Linked DNA regions of Homo sapiens: region 1 is linked to region 2. A link is a loop called in an ENCODE intact Hi-C map of the cell type or tissue named here. Cell type or tissue: IMR-90. All regions are shown on one strand. Links, peaks and the distances in the headings refer to the core of each region. The heading gives the core; the rest is flanking DNA.

Evidence for each region. Peaks named below come from ENCODE experiments on the same cell type or tissue, not always from the same donor. Only the 100,000 strongest peaks of a DNase experiment are listed, where the experiment ranks them.
Region 1: a loop joins it to region 2, with 11 times the contacts of the local background. A loop is called at or near these places in 30 of 110 quality-filtered maps.

What each region holds. Positions count from the first base shown.
Region 1 is chr7:35,912,436-35,922,795 of GRCh38, reverse strand. It overlaps a transcript of SEPTIN7 not described here. Among named protein-coding and RNA genes, the nearest start is that of SEPTIN7, 120 kb to the right of the region's middle. In IMR-90, for the core only: a CTCF peak has its summit at 5,632 (motif pointing left); no DNase peak of the experiment used is centred there.
Region 2 is chr7:36,313,163-36,323,522 of GRCh38, reverse strand. No RefSeq gene overlaps it. Among named protein-coding and RNA genes, the nearest start is that of MATCAP2, 49 kb to the left of the region's middle. In IMR-90, for the core only: a CTCF peak has its summit at 4,297 (motif pointing right); no DNase peak of the experiment used is centred there; H3K27me3 peaks cover 161 bases.

The DNA.
Region 1 (10,360 bases), core at 1,223-9,222, 400 kb after region 2:
TATAAAAGTTTTAAAGGACTGTTATTGTTTCAACTTAATACCCTGACAAATTTCTGCTCTTGGCATGCCACCATGCCCAGCTAATTAAAAAAACATTTTTTTCTTGAGAGAGAGGGTCTCGCTTTGTCACCCAGGCTGGAGTGCAGTGGCATGAACACAGCTCACTGCAGCATCAACCTGGGTTCAAGGGATCCTCCTGCCTCAGTTTCCTAAGTAGCTGGGACTACAGATGTAGGCCACCATGCCTAATTTAAAAAAAATTTTATAGACACAGGGTCTCACTATGTTGCTCAGGCTGGTCTTGAACTTGTGGGCTCAAGTGATCAATTTTCCACCTCAGCCTCCCAAAGTGTTGGCATTATAGGTATGAGCCACTATACCCAGACTTTAAAAAATTTTTTGTAGAGATGGGGTCTTGCTATGTTGCCCAAGCTGTTCTCAAACTGTCCTCAAGCTCCTGGCCTCAAGTGATTTTCTACCTTGGCCTCCCAAAGTGCTGGAATTAAAGGCGTGGCCTGTGTGGTTCTTTTGGCACTTACACGTGGTCTTGTCTGGCCGGTCGTCTGGTCCTGTCTGTTTCTACCTTTCCTCTTTCTCCAGGGAAAACCTAAGCTTTCCTTATTTGTCCTCATTTGTGTTTTTCTGGGTCTATGGGCAGAGTAGAGTTCTGGAACGGTTTCCTAAAGCAGCCAAGCCCTACCCATTGATTTCTAAGTGCATTTAGAAAAACACATATAAGGCCTGGCGTGGTGGCTCACGCTTGCAATCCCAGCACTTTGGGAGGCCGATACGGGTGGATCTCGAGGTCAGGAGTTCAAGATCAGCCTGACCAACATGGTGAAACCCCATCTGTATTAAAAATACAAAAATTAGGCCGGGCACGGTGGCTCACACCTGTAATCCCAGGACTTTGGGAGGCCGAGGTGGGAGGATCACCTGAGGTCAGGAGTTTGAGACCAGCCTGGCCAACATGGTGAAACCCCAACTCTGCTAAAAAAAAAAAAAAAAAAACAAAAATCAGCTGGGCGTGATGGCACATGCCTTTAGTCCCAGCTACTTGGGAGGCTGAGGCAGGAGAATCACTTGAAGCTGGGAGGCAGAGGCTGTAGTGAGCTGAGATCGTGCCACTGCATTTTCAGCCTGGGTGACAGAGTGAGACTCTGTCTTAAAAAAAATGGTGGAGACTTTAGAAGGGAGACTTTTGTTAACGGATTACTGAACTACAGCTGCCCTTGGGGAAGCCTCCTGTCCTCTCTCTGGTTCATAGCGGTGCCACAGCTGTTATGTTATCTCAGATCTCCAGTTATATCAAGGAGTGACTGATAGTAATATTCTTTTTTTTTTTTTTTTTTTTGGAGATAGCATCTCACTCTGTTGCTCTGGCTGGAGTGCAGTGGCTTGCTCTCGGCTCACTGCAACCTCTGCCACCCGGGTTCAAGCAATTCTCCTGCCTCAGCCTCTCGAGTAGCTGGGATTACAGGCACCCACCACCACACCTGGCTAATTTTTGTATTTTTTTAGTAGATTCAGGGTTTCACCATGTTCGTCAGGCTGACGTTGAACTCCTGACCTCAGGTGATCGGCCCACCGCAGTCTCCCAAAGTGCTGGGATTACAGGCGTGAGCCACTGTGCCGGGCCAAGGGGGCTGATATTCTTAAAACCAAATATTTAAAAAATGTAAATATGTTAATAGAATATTCTTGAATGTTCCCAACTGTAGTTCCCAACTACAGAGCCAGTCCTCTACCTTCTAGTGAAAGCTTCCGGTGGACAAGAAAAGCTTGGGAAAGCCAGAAGGAATAGGAAGCACAGCTCAGGGTGGTCCGCGGCTTCATCAATCAAAAGGACAATTCTTTTTTTTTTTTTTTAAGAGATAAGGTCTCACTCCATCGCCCAGGCTGGTGTGCAGTGACCCAATCACAGCTCACTGCAGCCTTGAACTTCTGGGCTCAAGAGATCCTCCCAGCTCCTCCTGAGTAGCTGGGACCACAGGTGCACACCACCATGCCTTGCTAACTTTTATTTTTATTTTTTTTAATTTTTTGAGATGCAGTCTTGCTCTGTCACCCACGCTGGAGTGCAATGGCACGATCTCGGTCCACTGCAACCTCCGCCTCCCGAGTTCAAGTGATCCTTTTGCCTCAGCCTCCCAAGTAGCTGGAATTACAGGCACATGCCACCAGGCCCTGCTAATTTTTGTATTTTTGTAGAGACAGGGTTTCACCATGTTGGCCAGGCTGGTTTTGAACGCCTGACCTCAGGTGATCCGCCCGCCTCAGCCTCCCAAAGTGCTAGGATTACAGGCGGGACCCACCGCACCCAGACCCTTGCTAATTTTTAAACTTTTTGTAGAGATAGAGTCTCACTATGTTGCCCAGGCTGGTCTCAAGCTCTTGGCCTCAAGCAGTCCTCCCACCTCAGCCTCCCAAAGTGCTGGGATTACAGGCATGAGCCACCATGCCCAGCCCCAGAAGGGCAATTATTACACAGTGACAGTGGAAGGAACAGAGACACAGTCGGTGGGTGGTGGGAAGATAAGAATATTCACTCTGGGCCGGTCACAGTCCACGCGTGTAATCCCAGCACTTTGGGAGGCCAAGGTGGGCGGATCACGAGGTCAGGAGATTGAGACCATCCTGGCTAGCACAGTGAAACCACGTCTCTACTAAAAATACAAAAAATTAGCCGGGCGTGGTGGCGGGCGCCTGTAGTTCCAGCTACTAGGGAGGCTGAGGCAGGAGAATGGCGTGAACCCAGGAGGCGGAGCTTGGAGTGAGATTGCACCACTGCACTCCAGCCTGGGCGACAGAGCAAGACTTTGTCTCAAAAAAGAGAGAGAGAAAAAAAAAGAATATTCACTCTGATGGCTTCTAATAACGTTAGAGAAGTGAGCTTCAGCTGAGCAGAAGAGAGGGAGGGAAGGAAGCACAGGAGGTTTGAGGAGAGAGAGAGGAAGTATGAAATCACCGTTGCAAACCTCCTGGGGGAATATAAAGCGGTTGCCAGGCAGCCTACTTGAAGTCTGTGAATTTAAAGTGAAAGTCTGGCCAGGCCGAGCTCAGTGGCTTACTCCTGTAATCCCAGCACTTTGAGAGGCCGAGGTAGGTGGATCACCTGAGGCCAGGAATTTGAGACCAGCCTGACCAACATGGTGAAACCCCATCTCTACTTAAAATATAAAAGCTAGCCATGCATGGTTGTGGGCACCTGTAATCCCAGCTACTCAGAAGGCTGAGGTGGGAGAATCGCTTGAACCCAGGAGGCAGAGATTGCAGTGAGCCGAGATCGCTCCACTGCACTCCAGCCTGGGCAGTACAGCCAGACATGGTGGCTCACACCTGTAATCCCGGCACATTGAGGGGTTGAGGTGAGGAGGATTGCTTGAGGCCAGGAGTTCAACAGCAGCCTGGGCAACATGATGAGACCTCATCTCTACAGAAAATTAGAAAATCAGCTGGGCGTGGTGTGGTGCACGTCTATGATTCCAGCTCCCAGGGAGGCTGAGGTGGGAGGATCGCTTGAGCCCAGGAGGTGGAGGCTCCAGCGAGCTCTGATCACACCACTGCACTCCAGCCTGTGTGACAGAGTGAGAAGCTGTCTCTAAAATAAATAAACAAATGAATAAATAGATGAATAAATAAAGTAAAAGTTCAGCTGAGTGTGTGCTTTCCCAGTGATGCTTGGCTGTCAGGTGCAGACGCAAGACATCTAGCCCGTTCATGTCACCCTTGTTGAGGGGAACAATGTCAGGAGAGAGAGAGAAAAAGGAGTTTACTTATTTATTTTTTTTGAGAAGGAGTCTCCCTCTGTCACCCAGGCTGGAGTGCAGTGGTGTGTGATCTCAGCTCACTGCAACCTCTACCTCCCGGATTCAAGTGATTCTCCTGCGTCAGCCTTCCCAGTAGCTGGGATTACAGGTGCCCACCGCCACACCTGGCTAATTTTTGTATTTTCAGTAGAGACGGGTGTTTCGCCATGTTGGCCAGGCTGGTCTCAAACACCTGACCTCAAGTGATCCATCCGCTTCGGCCTCCCAAAGTGCTGGGATTACAGGCGTGAATCACCTCGCCCTGCAGGAGTTGATTTTAATTATGAACGATGATTAAGGAAGGCAGTGGACACAGAGAGAGTGACAGTGAGGTGATGAGGCCAAGTGGAGAGTTCTGGAACGAGAGAGGTCAGTGGGGAGCTGTCTGAAGTCTCCTTTCTGGGTGATGGAGGGTCCCAGGTGTGACCGCAGGCAGGGAGAGGTGGCTGAGAGGCACACTGGAAAAGGTCACTGGAGCTGCAGCAGTCCTGGTGCCCAGAGAGACAGGGAGTAGCCTGCCCTGTCCACGTGGGTGACATCACCCTCGGGGAGTAGCCTGGCCTGTCCACGTGGGTGATGACGCCCTCAGGGAGTAGCCTGGCATGTCCACGTGGGTGACGACGCCAACGTCTTGTATGAAATCACTGTTGCAAACCTCCTGGGGAATGTAGAGGGGTTGCCAGGCAGCAATCCCTCTAACGACATGACAAGAATGATGGAGAACACTGTCAACTGAGAGCCCAAGTCCTCAGTGGATGAGGAGGTGTAAGCAGAAGACCAGCAGACAGCAGTCACCGAGAGGGACAGCAGGTGACTCTGCTGCCTTTGGAAGAGAAATGTCTTGGACGCAACCACAGGAAGCATGGAGGATATAGACCCTACTTTAGATTCTGCGGTATGTGGGGTATAGGAGAAAAAAAAGACTCCCTGCACCAGATGGTGCCAGCGGAATTGGGGTCCTGAGGGGACAGTGGGGTCGGAGGGAGGGGACCCTCTTGCAAGAGGCTGAGTGGCAGTTCCAGAGCCGATGATGTCATCAGAGGAGCTGGGGCAGGATGAGGGGTGAGGAGGAGGGTCCAGTCATATTAGACAATGCACAGATCCAGGGGAAGGGCCCATGGCACAGAGGCTCTGTCCTTTGAGGGTCACTGAACCAACAGGGGAAGGTGAGGCATGAGGAAAATAGCCGTGGATGTCCAGCCACAGTGGCTTACACCTGTCATCCCAGCACTTTGGGAGGCTAAGGAGGGTGGATCACCTGAGGTCAGGAGTTCAAGACTAGCCTGGCCAACATGGGGAAGCCCCGTCTCTACTAAAAATACAAAAATTAGCCGGGCATGATGGCGGGCACCTGTAATCCCAGCTACCTGGGAGGCTGAGGCAGGAGAATCACTTGAACCCAGGAGGCAGTGGTTGCAGTGAGCCGAGAGCGTGCCACAGCACTCCAGCCTGGGCAACAAGAGCGAAACTCTTTCGGGAAGGGGAGAGGAGGGGAGGGGAAAGGAGGGGAGAAGGAAGGAAGGATAGAAGGAAAGACGGAAAGAAGGAAGGGAGTGAGAGAGAGAGAGAAAAGAAAGAAAGAAGAAAGAGAGAGAAGAAAGAAAAAGAAAGAAAGAAAAAGAAAGGAAGAAAAAAGAAAGAAGGAAGAGAGAAAGAAAGAAAGAAAGAAAGAAAGAAAGAAAGAAAGAAAGAAAGAAAAAGAAAAGAAAAGAAAAGAAAAAGAAAATAACCGTGGATGACCTCAGACGGCTGCAGGTGACATTTCAAGCTGTGAGTTTGAGGGGTGTGGATGCTCCAGGCAACTGTGGGGTAACTGCGCCCTCTGGTGGCCATATATGGCTAAAGCAAGTACAAGTCCAGACTCACACCTGGAGAACAGGTGCCATTGCCTGAAAGCAACAGTAACCACGACAACAAGGCCAGGTGCAGAACCCAGGTCTCCCCTCATTATTAGAACCTGTGGAGAGATCATGAACGTATTCCCCGATAAGTTCATTTTTAGGGGTAAAAAAGCTCAACAATCTCCCACAGTGTCACTTCTCCCAGGAATATGTGTATGTTGCCCTTGACAAACTGTTGCCCTTGACGAAGAAATGTACCAATTTCCAATGGCAGCATATTTAATTGAGGAAAGATCTCATTAACAGATGTAAGTGCAGGGTCTCAGCATCAGAATTTCCCTTCAGTGTTTTATTATAAAAACGTTTGGGGTGTGGGGCTTACACCTGTAATCCTAACAATTTGGGAGGCCAAGGTGGGAGGATCACTTGAGGACAAGAGTTTGAGACCAGCCTGGGTAATTAGCCAAATGCAGTGGAGCGCACTCGTAGTTTCAGCTTCTTGGGAGGCTGAGAAGGGAGCATCCCTTGAGCCCAGGAGTTGAGGCTGCAGTGAGCTAGGATCACATCATTGCACTCCTGCCGGGGAAACAGAGCAAGACCCTGTCTCTAAAAAATAAATGAATTAACACTCTTAAGAAATGTTCAAACTTAATGAAAAGTTGAAAGAATTTTGCAGTGAACATCCATACCCACCCCTGAAGTCTACAATTATCATTTCATTATGCTCAGTTTATCATATAATCTATTCAACTATCCATCCCTCAAACCATCCTATTTGGAGGCATTTCAAAATGAATTGCAGCATTAGTACATTTCACCCCTAAACACTTCAGCACACATAACAAGACTCTCATATTTATTTATAGTCCTTTTTAATTTGGACATAAAATACGCATATAGGTCAGGCGCTGTGGCTCAAGCCTGTAATCCCAACACTTTGGGAGGCCGAGGTGGGTGGATCCCTTGAGCTCAGGAGTTCAAAATCAGCCTGGGCAATGTGGTGAAACCCCGTTTCTACTAAAAATACAAAAATTAGCTGGGTATGGTGGCACATACCTGTAATCCCAGCTACTCGGGAGGCTGAGGTGGGAGAATCACTTGAACCCGGGAGGCAGAGGTTGAAGTGAGCTGAGATGGGCTGAAATCTGCTTCCTGGGAACACTTATCTTGTTGATTTGGCACCATGCACCACATGAAGTGAGTTCTGATTCCTCTTCCTTATAAAAGCTCTTAAACTGTCCAAAGATGGCCATTCTGTCCCTTTGAGTCACTTCATCTGACACAGAATCTGCAGTTTCTCTACCTGTTCATGCCCCAGGCAAAGCTTCCAGCACTCAGCACTTCACTGGCTAGGCTTTCATGTTTGCAAGGGTGCTGACACATCTCATCTTTCTATGTCAGTGGAAGAAAAGAGACGGTTCAGAGCTGGCCTGCAGTGACAGAGGAACAAGGCCTGTTTGCGGTGGATATGATTGGATGGCCAGGACAGGAAGCCAGGACCTGGAAGGAGAGCAAACAAAATGAGTTTTTCAAAAAGCTAGATGACAGTGGAACCATGCAGAGATGAAAAACGGTGCAACAGGAAACTAGGAAAGCAGAAAACAGAAATAGTGTAATTTCGTAACATTAACAGAGGTAAGTAACATGACATTAGTGATATTTCACAGGGGATATTGGTCAGTGCCTGCAGCAAAATGTTTGAATGCCTTTTAATTGCAAAATTAATGCTTGCGTAAGTTTTCTTTGTTAAAAAATGAAAACAATTCAGATAAGTCTAAAATGTCCCTGGTCCCTACTGTCCTTCCTTCCCTACCCAATTCCAGAAGTGTGTGTGTATGAGCAGGTGCATGGGTGAACATTTGCATGTGTGTGTGTATATATATATATGTGTATGAGCGATCTGTGCCTTAAGGGCATGTTCCTGCTGCAGATAACTAGCCAGACCCACCCCTTTATTTCATATATGTATATGTGTGTATATATATGTACACATGTATACATGTGTATATGCATGTATATATACACATGTATACATGCACCTGTGTACATACGCATATATACATATATGTACATGCATGCATCTGTGTATATATACATATATACATATATGTACGTGCATGTATACATATATGTACACATACATTATATGTGTACACACGCATGCATATGTGTACATAAATATATGTAGGTATGCATGGATACGTGTGCATATACATATGTGCAAATACATATCTATATACACATATCTACGTGCACATACATATCTATGTACACATATCTATGTATACATATATTTATGTATATATACACACACGTACATATCTATATACTTGTATGCATATATAGAGAGAGAATGAAAGAGAGAGAATAGAGATTTATTGTAAGGAATTGGTAAGGAATAGGTATGTATACATAGGTTTATGTATATATACATATGTGTACATAATCTATATATATTTATGTGTGTGTGTGTATATATATATATAGAGAGAGAGAGAGAGAGAGAGGGACAGAAAGAGAGAAGAGAGAGAGATTTATTGTAAGGAATTGGGTCACACAATTGTGGAAGCTGGCAAGTCCAAAATATGCAGGCAGGGTAACTCCAGCCATCAGTGTGGAGACCCAGGGAAGAAGTGATGTTGCACCCTGAGTCCAAAGAAAGCCCGGAGGCATAATTCCTTCTTCCTTGGGGGAGGTCAGCCTTATTTCTTTTAAGGCCTTCAACTGATTAAGTGAGGCCCATCCCACTATGGAGAGTAATCTGTTTTATTCAAAGTACACTGATCTAAATGTTAATCTTACCTAAATAATACCTTTACAAAAACATCTAAGATAGTATTCAGCCATGGCCTAGCCATGAGATATTTAAAATTAACTGTCACAATATGGAATGCATATAAACATTCCTATATAATTAAAATATGCTATATTTTGTGTGCATTATTTAAATGTTATTATAGCATATGACCTGCTTTTATCACTCAAAGTTATGATTAGAGTTCTTTCTTTAATAGGAAATAAAGGAATACCTCATTCTTTCTCAATGTTATGCTTAGACGTATTTCCTTAAGAAGAAATAAAGGAATACTTCATTCTCGCTTTCTACATAGTATTCTGTTCTATGGCTATATCCTGATTTATTTAGCCATTACTCTAAAAATTGGCATTATATTATTCCCAGCTGGTGAGCTGCTTGATCGTGAATTCAAGCAAACTTCTTGAATTCTTTTAAAATGGCGGTCAATATTCTGTTCCTGGGCAGGTGCAGTGGCTCATGCCTGTAATCCCAGCACTCTGGGAGGCCAAGGTGTAAGGCTCACTTTAGGCCAGGAGTTTGAGACTGGACTAGGCAATGTGGTGAAATCCTGTTACTACAAAAAATACAAAAATTAGTTAGGCATGGTGGCATGCATCTGTAGTCCCAGCTACTGGGAGGCTGAGGTTGGAGGATCGCTTGAGCTGAAGAGGTGAAGGCTGCAGTGAGCAATGTTCAGTGCACTGCACTTCAGCCAGGACACTGGAGTTGAGAGAAAGGAAGGAAAGAAGGAAGGAAGGAAGGAAAGAAGGAAGGAAGGAAAGAAAGAAGGAAGGAAGGAAGGAAAGAAGGAAGGAAGGAAAGAAAGAAGGAAGGAAGGAATGAAGGGAAGGAAGGAAGGAAGGGAAGGAAGGGGAAGAAAGAAAGATGAAAGAAAGAGAGAAAGAGAAAGAAAGAAAGAGAGAGAAAAAGAAAGAAAGAAAGAGAAAGAAAGAAAGAAAGATAAAAAGAAAGAATTTTGTCCCAGGAAGAGGGCCGGCCTGATGTGGTTCCAGCAAACTGACACAGGCCAAAGTGTGCATGTTACAGAGAAGATCAGGAGGGTGTCAGGACTTCCAAACACCTGGAGCAAATTCTGGAGGCCCACCTGTTGCCATTGATGTGGCAGATCCCAGCATACGAGGAGCAAAGGAGAGATGACCTTCTTGTGGCTCTGAGAGTCCATAACCCTCTGAGGAAGATTAAGCAACAGGCACATTCTCACATTTATTTAATCTTTAACACCCCTACTGGCTAGGTATTGTTAACTGAATATCACAGATGAAGGACCCAAGGCCAGAGAACTAAAGGCTATGCCTGGCCTAATACCTTTTCCACTACAGTGCTCCCTGATGGTGGACTTTCATATCAAAAAAGCACAAGCAGTTACAAGCAGTAGCAGTAATAGAAGTAAAAATGATGGCAATAATGCCATGCAATAGAATGCTTATTATATGCCCAGCTGGGTTCTCAGTGTTTGGCGTGTAGCAATTCAATGAATTTCTGCAACAGCGTCATAAAGTAAGTACTATTATTAATTCCATCTTGCAGATTAAGAAACTAAGTGTGGCTGAGAATATAGATGGCAGACATTTCCTTCAGATCTTACAACTTAGAAGGGCTCTGGATAATTTGCAATTGCTAGTACCTGTGTCTCTTTTTCTGGAGGCCTTTTTCTGATGCCAGGAAGGTCCGCTGTACCTGCTTTCAAGGCAAAGAGAAGTGCCGAGACCAGCTCAGTCGGGGAGACTCTAACCCAGTGGTGCTAGAGGAATTAAAGACACACACACAGAAATATAGAGGTGTAAAGTGGGAAATCAGGGGTCTCACAGCCTTCAGAGCTGAGAGCCCCGAACAGAGATTTACCCACATATTTATTAACAGCAAGCCAGTCATTAGCATTGTTTCTATAGATA
Region 2 (10,360 bases), core at 842-8,841:
TCCTGGGTTCAGGTGATTCTTCTGCCTCAGCCTCCCAAGCAGCTAGGATTACAGGCATCCGCCACTGTGCCTGGCTAATTTTTTTGTATTTTTAGTTTCACCATGTTGGCCAGGCTGCTCTCAAACTCCTGATTTCAGGTGATCCACCTGCCTTTGCCTCCCAAAGTGCTGGGATTACAGGCATGGGCCACCATGCCTGGCCTCAGAGGGACAATTTTGTCTTAAGGTACTATCCTGTTCATTTAATAAACTTTTATGCAGAACGTATCAAGCAGGACCTGTGCTGATTACCAGAGATCCTCTGGTGAATAAGAGAAGAGAAGAGAAGAAGCACAGAAGAAGGTTATGGCACAGCCACATTCCCTTGACCAAAAAGTGCTACAGAAAAAATGTACACTCTGGTCAGTGGGCCTGCCTGTGTGTTTGAAGCAGAGGGGAAGATAATTTGCTAAATGGTGATTGTTCACAGGATTTTATTACTGCTTTTTGCACAGGATTTTATTACTGCTTTTTGCAAGGCTTATGTTTGGAATAAAAGCACCTTCCCAGGGGAAGTAGTAGACCAGGAATGCAGTTGCCTGGGTCATCATAGGCCTGTGGGAGATCCCCTGAGACCTCCTGCAGATGCCCATGGGAGCCAACACTGTATCTTTAAGAAGATGAGCATGAAGCCAGGATGGAGAGAAGAGTGTGGTGCCCTCACCCATCAGGGGCAAGTAACCAGGTATAATAGTTTTCATGCTGCTGATAAAGACATACCTGAGACTGGGCAATTTCCAAAAGAAAGAAGTTTATTGTACTTACAGTTCCACGTGGCTGGGGAGGCCTCACAATCATGGTGAAAGGTGAAGGTGAAAAGCCCGTGGTGAAAGGTGAAGGTGAAAAGCCCGTCTCACATGGCAGCAGACAAGAGAAGAGAGTTTGTGCAGGGAAACTCCCCCTTATAAAACCATCAGATCTCGTGAGACTTATTCACTACCACGAGAACAGCATGGAAAAGACCTGCCCCCATGATTCAATTACCTCCCACCAAGTCCCTCCCACAACACGTGAGAATTCAAGATGAGATTTGGGTGGAGACCCATCCAAACAATATCATTCCGCCCTGGCCTCTCCCAAATCGCATGTCCTCACATTTCAAAACCAATCATGCCTTCCCAGTAGTCCCCCAAAGTCTTATTTCAGCATTAACTCAAAAGTCCACAGTCCAAAGTCTCATCCGAGACAAGGCAAGTCCCTTCCTCCTATGAGCCTGTAAAATCAAAATCAAGTTAGTTACTTCCTAGATGCAATGGAGATACAGGCATTGGGTAAATACAGCCATTCCAAATGGGAGAAATTGGCCAAAACAAAGGGGTGACAGGCCCCATGCAAGTCTGAAATCTAGTGGGCAGTCAAATCTTAAATCTCCAAAATTGTCTCCCTTGACTCCATGTCTCACACCGAGGTCACATTGATGCACGAGATGGGCTCCCATGGCCTTGGGTAGTTTCACCCCTGTGGCTTTGCGGTCCCCCATCTGGCTGCTTTCACTAGCTGGCGTTGAATGTCTGTGGCTTCTCCATGTGCAAGCTATCGGTGGATCTACCATTCTGGAGTCTGGAGGACGGTAGCCCTCTTCTTACAGCTCCACTAGGTGGTGACCCGGTAGGGACTCTGTTGAGGCTCCCACCCCACATTTGCCTTCTGCACTGCCCTAGCAGAGGTTCTCCATGAGGGACCTGCCCCTGCAGCAAACTTCTGCCTGGGCATCCAGGCATTTTCATACATCCTCTGAAATCTACGCAGAGGTTCCCTAACCTCAATTCTTGAACATGTGGGAATTCAAGATGAGATCTGGGTGGGGACACAGCCAAACCATATGACCAGGCTTTGAATCCACACAACATAGAAGCTGCCAAGGCTTGGGGCTTCCACCATCTGAAGCAATAGCCCAAGCTGTGCCTTGGCCCCTTTTAGTCATCGCTGGAGCAGCTGAGATGCAGGGCATCAAGTCCCTAGACTGCATACAGCACAGGGACCCTGGGCCCAGCCCATGAAACCATTTTTTCCTCCTAAACCTGAGGGCCTGTTATGGGAGGGACTGCCACAAAGGTCTCTGACATGTCCTGGAGACATTTTCCCTATTGTCTTGGTGATTAACATGCAGCTCCTCGTTACGCAAATTTCTGCAGCCAGCCTGAATTTCTCCTCAGAAAATGGGATTTTCTTTTCTATCACATTGTCAGGCTGCAAGCTTCCCAAACTTTTATGCTCTGCTTCCCATTTAAAACTGAATGCTGTCTGGGTGCGGTGGCTCACACCTGTAATTCCAGCATGTTGGGAGGCTGAGGCAGGTGGATCACCTGAAGTCAGGAGCTTGACACTAGCCTGGCCAACATGGTGAAATGCTGTCTCTACTAAAAATACAAAAAATTAGCTGGGCATGGTGGCGCACGCCTGTAATCCCAGCTACTTCAAAGGCTGAGGCAGGAGAATCGCTTGAACCTGGGAGGCAGAGGTTGCAGTGAGCTGAGATCATGCCACTGCACTGCAGCCTGGGTGACAGAGTGAGACTCTGTCTTAAAAAAACAAAAAAACCAAAAAACCCAAGTCACTTCTCCAATGCTTTGCTGCTTAGAAATTTCTTCCAGCAAATACCCTAAATCATCTCTCTCAAGTTCAAAGCTCCACAAATCTCTAGGGTAGGGGCAAAATCCTGTCCCTCTCTTTGCTAAAACATAACAAGAGTCACCTTTGCTCCAGTTCCCAACAAGTTCCTCAATTCCATCTGAGACCACCTCAACCTGGATTTCATTGTCCATATCATTATCAGCATTTTGGTCAAAGCCATTCGACAAGTCTCTGGGGAGTTCCAAACTTTCCCACATTTTCCTGTCTTCTTCTGAAGCCTCCAAACTGTTCCAATCCCTGCCTATTACCCACTTCCAAAGTCGCTTTCAATTTTTTGGGTATCTTTTCAGCAGCACCCCACTGCTGGGACCAATTTACTATATTAGTCAGTTTTCACATTGCTGATAAAGACATACCCGAGACTGGGCAATTTACAGAAGAAAGAGGTTTATTGGACTTACAGTTTTACATGGCTGGGGAGGCCTCACAGTCATGGCAGAAGGTGAAAGGCATGTCTCACATGGCAGCAGACAAGAGAAGAGAGCTTGTGCAGGGAAACTCCCCCTTATGAAACCATCAAATCTCATAAGACTTATTCACTGTCACGAGAACAGCATGGGAAAGACCTGCCCCCATGATTCAATTACCTCCCACTGATTCCCTCCTGCAACATGTGGGAATTCAAGATGAGATTTGGGTGGGGACACAGCCAAACCATATGACCAGGCTTTGAATCCAAACCTTTGTCTGCACTTGTGAAAGTCTTGTCAGTCACCTGTGGTTTTTATCCATTTTTGATAGCTAAAGGAGTTAATGTCTTGAAACTCATGGCAGGATGTAAAATACCTATGCTTGTCAGCAAGTTGTGGGAGCACTTTATGAATACGTGGAACTTCAGTGGACAATCATTTCAAGAGACTATAGAGTTCTGGAGATTTTTTTCCCCCAACATCGGGGTGAGATAAACCTGAAAAAATCCTGTCACCATATAGATTCAAATTCTTAATATGTAATGACCTAAGGTGTAAATATCCACATTTAGATAAACCAGATATTTTGTTCTCTTGCCATTTAAAAATACCTCTATTATATTAGGAGTACTTTCCTACTTAATTACTGTTACATCTTCATGAAAATATGGTCCTACACATCAACTGACACTCCTGAATGGAAGAAGACAGTAATTCTTTTTGTCACTCATTTGTGTTGGAGCTCTAATTTGCTCTTTGGTGAGACAGTTGGAGTGTTCTAGTCAGCAATTAGACTTTAATAAGCAGAGGCTGGGCACTGTGGTTCACGCCTGTAATCTTAGCACTTTGGGAGGCCGAGGCAGGTGGATGGATCACTTGAGGTCAGGAGTTCAAGACCAGCCTGGCCAATATGGTGAAACCCCGTCTCTACTAAAAATACAAAAATTAGCCGGGTGGTGGCATGCGCCTATAATCCCAGCTACTCGGAAGGTTAAGGCAGGAGGAGAATCGCTTGAACCCAAGAGGCTGAGGTTGCAGTGAGCTGAGATTGCCCACCACTGCACTCCAGCCTGGGCAACAGAGTGAGACTCTGTCTCAAAAAAAAAAAAAAAGAAAATAAAAGAAAAAACAAAAATTAGCAAGCAGAGAACATCCTCCAGCTTTTGAGCATCAAGGGCACCAAGAATCTCTGCATGCTTCTCCACAATTCCCCACTAGAGGGAGCACTGGCTCTTTTATTTTTCCCTTCTCCCGCTCTTCTCCCTTCCAGCAGTTTATCTTTGACTGGAGGTCCCCTAAAATGTTTAATCTTGCAAGTTGACACTTGCAGCTAAATCCTAACCTAAACTCTGATTTCAAGCAAGTGTAAGTGTTGTAGGAAAGATGTATATATTTTAAAGAACCCAAGAAAGGGAGTTACCGAAGTCTCCTGTAGGCCTATTCTAAAAGGTTTCCTCCTCCATCCAATGTAAATTTCACACTGACAAATCTGTCATAAAATTCCTTGAGATGATTTGGCCTTAAAAACAATATACATATTCTGTATATTTCCAGTTTTCAGTCGAGAAATATTTTGAGTAATATTTCATTGTGTCCATTTGAAGTAATATCTGTGTGAGAGATGAGCAATTCGAAATTCAGATCCTGCTTTATCTCAACAGCACAACTGCTTTAGACACTTCTCAGTGAATCCAGCTTTTTTCCCTGTTAGAGAAATGGGAGAAAGGAGGTATTTGGGAAAGTCACTAGATCCTCTGGCCAAGAGAAGCTTCTCAGCTCAGCAAGTAATAATGTCCCACAAACTGAGGTCCCCATTGTTTCTTTTTGTTGGTTTGTTTATTTGTTTTGAGATGGAGGCTGGCTTTGTCGCGCAGGCTGGAGTGCAGTGGTGTGATCTCGGCTCACTGCAACCTTTGCCTCTTGGGTTCAAGCGATTTTTGTACCTCAGCCTCCCAAGTAGCTGGGATTACAAGCATGTGCCACCACGCCCGGCTAATTCTTCTATTTTTAGTAGAGACTGGGTTTTACCATGTTGGCCAGGCTGGTATTGAACTCCTGCCCTCGAGAGATCTGCCCGCCTCGACCTCCCAAAGTTCTCGGATTACAGGAGTGAGCCACCGCACCCAGCCCCATTGTTTCTAGAGCACAGGCAAGGCTGGGAAATTCAGTTTCTAATCTTAAACTCCCCTTTGCTTAGATAACAGCTTTCTAGCTTTCACCAGACCCTGGATTCCCAGTAATAATGCATCCTTCAGACCCTTTAAGCCTCTGGACTGTCTTCAAATAAAATACTGGAAATTGCAGAGGTCTGACTCCCTCTCATCCCAGCCCACCCTCCTCCAGGTACACAGACCTCCTATAAACTGAGGTTCCTTCCGAGGGCTGTTAGGCAAACTTCTGAGGTTTTTAGGAGTTAGATATGTGAGTGGCTTTATCTGAGACAATTCTACAAGAACATGAACATACTAAATGTTGAGGATGAGAATGAAGGCCTTTGCCTCCACAGCCTGCAGAAGCCATCTGGAAGCTGCCAATGGTGGGGACCGAGGCTGAGGCTGGCTCCTAGAAGTTTTCATCCTCTTATGCTTTCACTGCTCCTAGCTGGCAGCACATCTTCCACCCAAGAACCTCAATGCCAAAACCACTCAGAGTCTGACTGCTTCTTGCCAGGAGACCTATGAGACCCCTCTAGGAGATAAGAATGAAAAGATCTGATTTCCAACTTCTCTGCAATTTGGTCTTCTTAGATAAGTAAATGATGATCAATGCTGTTCAGAAAAATTCAGAAGAAAACTTCAGAGAAATTCCTAGAGCTGCAGTTGCTTACCAGTTCTGTAAATAGTAAGGATTTACCCAACATCAGTCTTGTTTGGTAATTAGATTAGTGAAAAAATCCTCACTGCCAGCTCCATTAGGAAAGTGAAGCCAAGGACTTAAGACTTTTAATAAAATAGCCACAGTAACAATAGTTCCCCTGCTGTTATCTGTCTGTCAGCTTCAATCCTAAACTTTTTCAGCTGCCTGGCTGATCTCTGACATAGGGCCAGGTAGCTATCATCCTTGCTACTGAAAGAATCCCTTACCTAGCCATTGAAAGCCACACCAAAATTCCAAGTAAATAAACCACCACAGTTCTTGACATTTTAGTCAGCCCCGTCTATATCGTCTTTAGTATTATTTATGGTAGGCTCAAACTGGGCATGACGGTACGTTCCCAGCTACTTGGGAGGCTGAGGTGGGAGGATCGCTTGAGCCTAGGAGTTTGAGGACAGCCTAGGCAAGATAGCGAGACCTCATTTCTGTAAAGAAAATATGTAACACACACACACACACACGGCAGCACCCTGTTTTAACCAACTCCCTCCACATCAGTATTTCTCAAAGTATGAGCCTCAGAGCATGGCCACCAATTCAACTGGGCCACAGGCCAGGCCTAGTCAATGTTTCTTCATCAGACTCTGGGTTAGGGCTTAGGAATCCACAGGTCAGGAAGTCCCACGGGTGATTCTTCCAGGTATCTACGTGTGAGGACCACTGCCCCGGGAAAAATTCTCCTTGCTGGATATCATGAAGGAAACTGGAGGCCTGGGGAATTGCCCCCCATCACTCAGCAAGTCTGGTGGTATCGACGGCCTAGTCCTTGTGTTCCTGATTCTGTCCTTGGGCTTTTAGAGTCCAGAGAATGGGGGAGATTTATAGTCCAGAAAATTCATAGGAACCCTTCATGCATAGAACAGGTATGGTGCCCATTTGCCAAGAGGTAAAGCCATCTCTGGAATTTCTATTTTAAAATGCCACTTCCAGGTATCTCAGAACTCAGAGCAAAGAGACTACCACACAATACACAGCAGGCCTGGGGCTGGAGCCTGTCACTCTTCTCTGGCTGTGTCCAAAGTAGCTGATGCTGGTGCAGCCACAACCCCAGCCAATCGCACTCACTCCTCATCACTGGAGTCCTCCTTAGTGCGCCTCACCCTGAGCATTGATCCTTTAAGTAAATAATTCATCATGATGAAAGTCAGCAAGACACTGCGTCCTCCATCACTGACTGTGGATCGGAATTCGGCCGGCTAAGCAGACACTATATTAGGCACTCCCAGAACCAAAAGCACCAAGCGAAGCCTGCCTTATGTGGTTTGACCCCAGAGCTCAGGAAAACAGAAGCAGGTGAGAAATCCCTTCCATGGCCTTTTATCTCTCTCCCTTCTTCCTCGTCCCCAGGCCACCTGGAAGGAGGGAGTCGGTGAACCATCTCTTTTCCTGCTGCTCTCTTTAGCAGGCCTTCGAACTTCACTGCCCTTGCAGACCCAAGTTTTCCACATTACCAAGCCCAGCCTGGCCACCCAGGCACACAGATTTGAGAAAAAGAGGGTGCCTCCCTCCATCCCTACCTTCCTGGAGGGATAAAGGCAGAAGCAGGAGACACCCCTGGGAAGCAAGAGCAAGGCCCCAGGGTGCCTAGGACAGGGCCTCACCTTTGCCTTTGAAGCTTATCCTTGCTATCGCAGGCTGCGCCTGCACTCCTGGCCTGCAGTGGCCCGGTGGCCTGGCTACCCCTGAACCTCTGCCGTCTCCTTTCTGCTGTCTGTGTGTTTCTGGGGCAAAACCAAGCTCTCAGGTCAACCTCAGCTACTCAGCCTTCTAAGCAGTTTCCAGAAAGCAGGAAGTAGCAGGAAATGCTCCCTAGACTGTCTCATTTGCATGAGCCCCGCCCACCTTTGTCAAGGACGTTTGTTTTCCGTGACCCTCCTTCCAATCTGACTTCTTTCATTATCCCCCACCCACTGCACTCACTCCTTAGCTCAGTAAAACTCGAGTCCCTAATGCCCTCCCAACAATAATAATTTAATTAAATAATTTGTCGCAATAGAAGTCAGCAGAGTACTTGGGAAATGGCATCTTCCATCACTGACTACTGGCAATTGGCCAGACACCAAAACCAAAAGCTGCAGGGCAATCCTGCCTTATGTGGTTTGACCCTGAAGGTCAGGGTTGCCCCTACTCTCACTGGTGGCCTCTCTCATGCCCAGCAAACTCCTTCCAACAAGGGTCCCCTTGCCTATTTTCAGTGGTGGTTTAAACTCTGTGCCCCCCACTTCTGATGGGGCCCTGACATCTGAACTTGTCCCCCTGTATGGTGTTGGCTCCCACAAAGGGGCCTCCTCATGCTTGGCTGGGGACCGTCCACCCCTGGACACTGCTCAGCTCTGCACAGAAGCCAGGATTGAAAGACATCCTCCAGACTGTAGAAAATTGCCCCCATCCCCAGGGCATGTTCTGCATTTCTCAGTGCCATCCTGCTCACAGATTTGGGTGGTCTGGGAACTCCCCAAACCTTTCCATCCACATTGCACTCCTGTCTTCCCTAGAGACACTTGGCCACCACTGAAGATAATGATGGTGGTGACGATTTCATGCCAAATATATTTCATTTAATCTTTATGACAATATTAAAGGTAGTAGACATACCTCCATTTTTCAGGTAAAGAAACTGAGAGGCTCAGAGGGGTCGAGTGACTTTCCCAAAGTCACACCAATAGTAATTTCCGGAAAGGATCTGAACAGGAGTTTGGGCTCATAACACCCATTATAGCCATGCTCTTAGTGCTACCCAGGGCTTCCCTCACTCTCTTCCTGTCAATGCCCTGAAACTTGCTTCAACCTCCAGCTCCACCTGGCACCTTTCCAGGGACCCACTCCCAAAGGGTGGGTAAATGTCACCCTAGCTCTGATGCTCAGACGCAGAGATACTGCAGAGAGGATGGGGTAGTGGTGGTGGAAGAAAGCAAGGAAGGGAGAGGACACCCTTGAGGTGAGAGACAAGCTTCACTGGTAACCCCAGGGTTTCTCTGCTCTCTGCTCTCTCCCTCCCCACATCAGGATCTGCCCTGGGTGACAAGACCAAGGGAGGTGAGCTGGTGGAGACCGGCACCATCCCAGGTCTCCCTCAGCCTATTTGTTGCTGCTCTTGGCTACAGAGCCTTCTTTGGGGAGGCGGGCAGAGCCACATTCCACCTGACTTTGTGGGGCTGAGTAGTTCTCCTGCATTCCCTCTCTGAACTTCATTCATTCATTTGCTTCTCCAATGCCATGATGTGCCAGGTTCTGGGGATACAGACATGATCATCTATTAGTCTCCTAGGGGTGTCATAACAAATTACCATCAATTGAGAGGCTTACAACTAGAGAAATTTATTCACCCATGGTACTGGAGTCAGGGAGTCCAAAATCAAGGTATGAGCGAGGCCACTCCCTCTGAAGCCTGCAGGGAGGACCCTGCCTCTCCTCTTCCAGCCTCGGACGCTGCTCCGCAGTGTTCCTTGGCTTGCAGCTCCATCACTGTAATCTCTGCCTCCGTGGCCACTTGGCCCTCTCCCTGTTTGTTTCTGTTTTTTCTTCTTCTTATATGAATACTAAGTCATATAGGATGAAGGGCTCACTCTACTCCAGTAGGACCTTATCTTAATTGTGTCTGCAATGACCCTATTTGCAAATAAAGTCACAGTCTAAAGTACTAGGGGTTAGGATTTTAATATAAATTTTGAGGGGACACATTTCAGCCCATAAGAAAAGGTAACAGCCTCCCTGCTCTTAAAACATCATCATGATCAATCATCACCATCGTCATCATCATCATCATCATCATCGGGACTGTCATCTTCAGGTAAGCTTCCCTCTACTTCTCTACATGTGCAGTCTGGCTGGGAGGCAGGCCTGACAGCCGAGGCACTCCACGGTTTGATGTGTGTTCTCATAGAGGAATGTCCCACCCTTGACGGGAGCACAGCAGACCCATCATGGAAGGCTCTGGAAGGGCAGGTTTCCCCACCCGCTCCCAACTGCCTGGGCAGTTGACCTATAGGCACCCTAGTTCAACTTGTCCAAAACGGGGATTAGCATCTTCTCCCCAAACCTGGCTCTTTTCCTGAATTTTTCTTTTTTCTTTTTTTTTAAACCTAACAAAGATCAACTTCTTAGAAACCTGAAGCTGGTCAGGGTGGAGGCAGAACTCGAACCCATGTCCTTGTGACACTCAACAGTGTCCCAATAGCCCACCTCTGCACTTGCTTTCCAGCCCCTCAGGCCTTTCTCTGAGACTAGTGTGACCAACCTGGCCCCCACCAGCTCTGCTAACACCTTAGCCGAAGGACCGCACAATAATATGCCGGCAACGAGAGCCATCCCCCATCCCTGCCCCGATACCTGCGCCGCTCCCGGCACTGCGGATGCAGGCCCCCTCCTCTACCTGTTCCTACTCCCACACAAGCCTGCAATGC